2 separate regions of the Homo sapiens genome follow, and region 2 is linked to region 1. Evidence: chromatin loops called from intact Hi-C (ENCODE). Cell type or tissue: mammary epithelial cell. All regions are shown on one strand. Each heading gives the region's core, and the rest is flanking DNA. Links, peaks and the distances in the headings are about the cores only. Region 1 has its middle 9.5 kb from the start of SHCBP1L. Region 2 overlaps LAMC1 (laminin subunit gamma 1).

What was found. Hi-C counts contacts between places; a loop is a spot of excess contacts. Peaks named below come from ENCODE experiments on the same cell type or tissue, not always from the same donor. Only the 100,000 strongest peaks of a DNase experiment are listed, where the experiment ranks them.
Region 2: a loop joins it to region 1, with 9 times the contacts of the local background. A loop is called at or near these places in 22 of 110 quality-filtered maps.

Annotation. Positions count from the first base shown.
Region 1 is chr1:182,961,209-182,964,135 of GRCh38, reverse strand. No RefSeq gene overlaps it. Among named protein-coding and RNA genes, the nearest start is that of SHCBP1L, 9.5 kb to the right of the region's middle. RefSeq lists an enhancer at 1,268-1,562. In mammary epithelial cell, for the core only: a CTCF peak has its summit at 1,464; a DNase peak (open chromatin) is centred at 1,375; H3K27ac peaks cover 577 bases.
Region 2 is chr1:183,141,938-183,144,788 of GRCh38, reverse strand. It overlaps LAMC1 (laminin subunit gamma 1), which reads right to left. Exons shown (of 28, transcript NM_002293.4): 28 at 1-2,255. The coding sequence ends at 1,999. Among named protein-coding and RNA genes, the nearest start is that of LAMC1-AS1, 2.1 kb to the right of the region's middle. In mammary epithelial cell, for the core only: no CTCF peak of the experiment used is centred there; no DNase peak of the experiment used is centred there.

The DNA.
Region 1 (2,927 bases), core at 289-2,788:
GATGCAGAAGTAGTATGTAAATATATTTTATTTTAAAACTTTCAAGTAATACAGAATTACATAGGGTAAAATATGAAATTGAAATTCCTCTTTTACAACCACCCCCTTCCCAATACCACTCTCCTCAAAGACTACAACTGGTACAGTTTGGTGTCTGTATGTTCTTCCATCCTTTTTCTATGCTTGAATATATGTCCAAATACAAACGTGTAATTGAAAAGAAACACAAATGGAATCATATGATACGTATTATTCTGAGAATTGCTTCTCTCCCTCCCCTTCTCTACAGTATACCTTTGGGGCCTTTTCTGAGTCAGGGCACCTAGATTGACTTCATTTTGACAATATGAATACATCATTGGTTATTTAACGATTCCACTAGTGCTAGACATGGGCTGTTTCCAGTTTTACACCACTATAAACAATGCTACAATAAATATCCTCGTATTGCATAGCATAGTGGTTAAGAGCAGGGGCGTTGGGATCCATGCATTCGAATCCTGGCTCCACCTCTTCACAGCTGTTACTTAACCTGTCCCTGCCTCAGCTTCCTCATCAATAAAATGGGGATCGCCAGGCTGTTTTTAGAGATAAATTAGTCAACGTATGTAAAGTTCTTGAACTGCACCTACCACAGTAAGTGCTAAATGCTATTATCATTATTATTAAAACTACTATAAATAAAATTTTTGTGTGCATGTGCAGCATTTCGGGGGAACTTATATCTAGAGATGGAATTGCTGGGTTGAAATTATGCACACTTAAAATTTTGAAAGTTTTTTTTTTTTAACAAGATGCCTTCCAATAAGATTTTAACTATTTCTATTTCCATCAACAGTGGTTGAGAGTGTCTGTTGTCTTCTGCCGTTGATACCCCAGTTATTATACATTTTAAGTGTCTGCTCCATTATTAGATATTTATACACTGTTCAAATTGTAGGCTAATTAGCTGATGTTATTCTTAGTGTCTTTTCCTATCAAAATTGAAACCTAAGACTTCTGATAGTTAAGACAAGTTTGGGCCATTGGCTTTTCACCAGGGTAGCTTTAGTCGGAAGTTTTAGGTTGTGTCTTGTCCATACCCAGTACTGCCTCTCCTTAGTGGAGTTCATGTGCCCTTAAACATGTATGGTGATTCTTTCTTTTTTGTGTGGTTTATGTAAAATGAAATTAAAATCATTGTTTACCTCCCAAAGAGCTGAAAACAAAAGCAGAACACAAAACAAGTATCAAGGGGTTAGTACACATTATGAAATGTTGAAGATTTAGCAGAACATCACGTCTGAGGTGAAAGAAGTGTTATATGTTACGGAAATGTGTCCGAGCTTGCCCTTTAGCAAAGTGCTGTGCTGTTGTCTTCTGAGTCAGGACTTAAAGCTATGCCTGGCTGAATGCTTCAGGCTCCACCCAGCCCTTTGGGATTGCGGGGGGGCCCTTCAATAGCCCGAAAGCTCTCTAGTGCTCTCCTCTGGTCAAAATAAGGAGGTACAGGCTTCAAAGAACTGTTGTGTTTCTTACTGCCATTGAGTATTTGTTTCCAAAGTGTTTGTTTGTTTGTTTGTTTAGTTTTTTTGTGGTTTACAAAGTTAATGTCAAAGAGTTGAGGAGGAAAAAAATTAGTGTTCTAAGAGAGAAAAATTATTTGTGAATAAATGGCCGAATGAAGTGTTCATTAATACTTATTTTTTCAATTGAGGAAAACAAAAGGAAAAAGAAATACAATTACATTTCACAGCATCCTGGTGTGCACCTCCAAAATAATACAAACCAAATCTCCACCATACAAAACTTCCAAAATACCTAAATCCCCAGTGTACTTATTTAGTGTTTTCTGACTGATGTGAGCCTTATTTATTCTTACATAGGGAAATATGAAAATAATGTGTTAGTATTAAAGACTTCCTAAAACTGTGTTACTACTAATTTATCTATGTTCTTTATAACTGAACTGTACCCTGGGAATGACTTGGTGATGGAAAAAACTTTCCTTATTTTGCAGCTGTCAAAGTCCAAGATTTTCCTTTTGACCTCCTTCAGATCTTTACTCAAACATCATCTTACGGGTGAGACCTTCCCTCTCTGCTCTGTACAAAAATTATATCCCGGGCCTACTCTCCAAAATGTCCTCATCCCTGCTCTGCCCTATCCATCTCCATATTTTTATCATTCTCCATAGCACCTAACTGTCACATAATGTGCCATAAATTTTATTTCTAAAAATTGAGATATAATTCACATACCATACGGTTCACCCATTTAAGCATACAATTCAATGGTTTCAGTTCTCAGAGTTGGGCAGTCATCATCACAATCAATTATAGTACATTCTCATCACCCCAGAAAGAAATCCTGGGCCCATTAGCAGTCAGCTCCCATTCCTTTTCAAACTCTGCCCCTCTTCCCTGGCAACCCCCAACCCCCAGCCCTAGGCAACCACTAATGTACTTTCTGTCTCTATTGATTTGCCTATTCTGGACATTTTATATAAATGGGATCATATGTTATATGGGTTTCTGTGACCTCATTTTCTGTCATTTAGCATGTTTTCAAGGTTCATCCATGTTGTAGTATGTATCAGCAGTACTTTATTCCTTTTTAAATAGCCAAATAGTATTCTACTGTATGGCTATACCACATTTTATTTATCTGTTTATCAGTTGATTGACATTTAAGTTCTTTCCACTTTATAGCTATTATAAATAATTCTGCTATGGATGTGAATGTACAAGTTTTGGGGTAGATATGTGTTTTTATTTTCTTGACAATTTTACGTAAAAAATCATGTTTATTGTCTGTCTTCAGCACCAGCACCAAATACCATGCCAGCACAGAATAGGTGCTCAATACATATCTGTAAAATAAATGAGCTATTCTCTCTCCTCTGCAGAATCTCAAGCGTGTTGCCAACGAGATTCTTCAGTTTGTTT
Region 2 (2,851 bases), core at 352-2,851, 180 kb before region 1:
AAGTGCTCAGTCAAAATGTACTCCCTTATAAAACTTACCTATCCAGCTCCAACAATTGCCAGAAAGGGCATTTCTCCCTCATTCCTGGCTAGTCCCACTGTGGCGTCAAAGATCCTCTTCAGCAAACTTTCCTAATCCTACCATAGCTTGTCAACCTGGCGTTCCTGCTCTGGAACATTGTAAAACCACCGTGCTGCAGGTTAGGATCATCAGGACTGCAATGGAAGAGGACCCAAGTTACCTCTTTACAGTGGCTGGGTGTGGAGGAAAGCAATTATATTAATTTTAGAGAATGGAGATGCTGCAAACACAAGGCACAATTCTTTGGAGTACAATCCAAAGAATTCTAGAAGGGAGGGAAGGAGGTATTCAGATACATTGTGCCAGTGAAGAGGAAAAATTGAGCAAAGTGAACAGAGTGTCATTCTAGAAATAGGACTAAGTATATTTACATAAATTCCTTATTCTATAATCATGATAAACAAAACACAAAACATTCACACAAAAATATAAATTTGAAATAATTAATAGCACCAGTGTGTCAGATAATAGTTTCTTTCCCCCCACCCCGCCCCTGCTACGCAAAGTACAAAGTTGCATAGTGTTAAAGGCTATATATGAATCTCAAAGGTGGGTTGGTAGGAGGAAGGGGGTGTGTGGCAGGGAACTGTCACACTGTGGTCTTAAAACCACAGAGCTGAGGATCAAAAGTTGAGAAGCCCACTAGGAAACTCCACGTAAGGGTCTTCCCTCTACACTTAGAGGGAAGGTTTAGAGTGGATTTAAATCACAAAGTGCAGGAACTCGATAGCGTTGGCAGCTGTGTGAAATACTGAGTGCAAGTATTTGCCACCAGGATTTGGCAAACAATGTTTTTTGAGGGATTCTGGAAGATGGAAACATCAGAAGAAAACTGGAGCTAAGGGTCAAATGTCTCATCTCTCCAACAGAAGAACAAATGGATACACGGGATTCTGACAGTACAAGCTGCCATCTAAGTTTTATCCCTTTGCTAGAAAAGACTAGGACGAGGAGGCTTGTTTTTCTTCTGTTTTGTCAAGACCTTAGGGATTAACTGTTCTCTGCCAGATACTTAACACTAGTTCCAAGACTAACTAATAAAAAAGCTGTAAGAATTAGTTTGATTTTGAAAACAAAATTTTAGTGGTTATCATATCCCTATTTCTTCTGTGTAAGTTCCATTTATAAGAATATCAAAAGATGTCTTTTGGTCTATTGGTGAGTGCAAGCTGCCCATCCAGATTTAAATTATCAGCTGCCCAAAGATCTGAAAAAAAGTTCATCTTCCTAGTCAATTATTAATATACTAGAAAAATCTTCAGCCATGTTCACCTGGAGACTTTTATAAATAATTGCATCCTGACCCACGGATGGCTCAGTGTCCTACACTCATAATAACTAAAAGCACTGATGGATGGCTACCGACATTCTAAATGACCAATACCTTTGGCACAGGATGTTTATTTCCTTTTGCTTAGAAGGAAGAGGGGTAGGAGATGCAGATGCATTTTCTTTATCCATGGACTGGATATACTGGCCATCACAATGCTACTGTTAGTAGCCAAACTTTTCCTTCATAGAAACAAGAGTACTGAGACTGAGGAGGTTCTGCTGGTATCGATGAGACAGGGGAGGGCTACTTGCTCTACCCCAGCATACATGGGCTCACACGATGTGCTTATGCCACTGTACAGTAACGTAGGATGCCACGTCCTCACGCAAATCAGAAGGGAAAGTGTGGGTAAGGTAGCAACGTGAATGGAAGAGACACTTTATTAGATAAAACCCTTTGTTCCCGATTCAGGATGTTTAATTTGCTTCTCTTTAAACTCTGTGACTTTTCCTGGTTCAAAAGGACAGTCATGGACAGCAGCAGAGGAGTGGGGGTCTGAAAAATGTAATCTTTGTGTCAAGGCACTCTGTGGCCTCACAACTGCCCCCCTGTCAGAGGGATGCTGCCTTCCAGCCCTAAAGACACTAGGGCTTTTCAATGGACGGGGTGTTGAAGCAGCCAGATGGTAAGGTCTTCCTGATGTCCTCCAGATTGCGAATGTCCTTCATGATCTCCTCGATATCTCGGTTATAGTCCATGATGGCAGCCTCCTGCTTCTTGGCTTCATTCTCCAGGTCAGACACTTTCCTATCAAGATCGCTGACCTTCATTTCATCTTTGGCTTTGTTTAGGGTGCCTTCAATCTCGTTTAGCTTATTCAGGTCCACTGTATCCAGCTGCCCTGGAGGGTCAGAAAGTACATAGAAGAGAACAGACATATTCAGTAAGAATGATCCCTTCACAAGTACCTGCACTAGACTCTAGGCCCAGCAGCTGCCATTCTGCACAGGCAGCCCGGCAAATGTGACTTGCAGATTGTTGATGTCACACAATGGTATAAAATATGCAAACCAAGTACAAATGCTGACCTAACCCAGCAGGGATGGGTCTGAGCATACAATTAATATAGAGCTGGATGTTTCTTTCTGAGACAATGGTTTTTGCAGAATGTTTCCTCAATGCACAGCTACCATGTTCTAGACCTTTGAGGGCCATCTGATAACATTTAATACCTTTTCCAGGTGTATACATGTAAACTCTATGTCATTTTAGTGCCATCAAAGATACACAAATCTCTAAGAACCCTAATCCCTCAGCTCTTAGAGAGATTCCAGGGAAGATGGGTCAGTTTTGAAGGTCACTTTCTGCTTTCAGGAGTTAGACACTATTAGGAGCCTTCCTATGGAAAATGGCCAGGAGTAAAATGCTGAAATAATTTCAGCAAGTCTTCACTTTAAGCTTAGCAAGAAAAAGAGGTTCTTTTGAAAGAAATGAGAT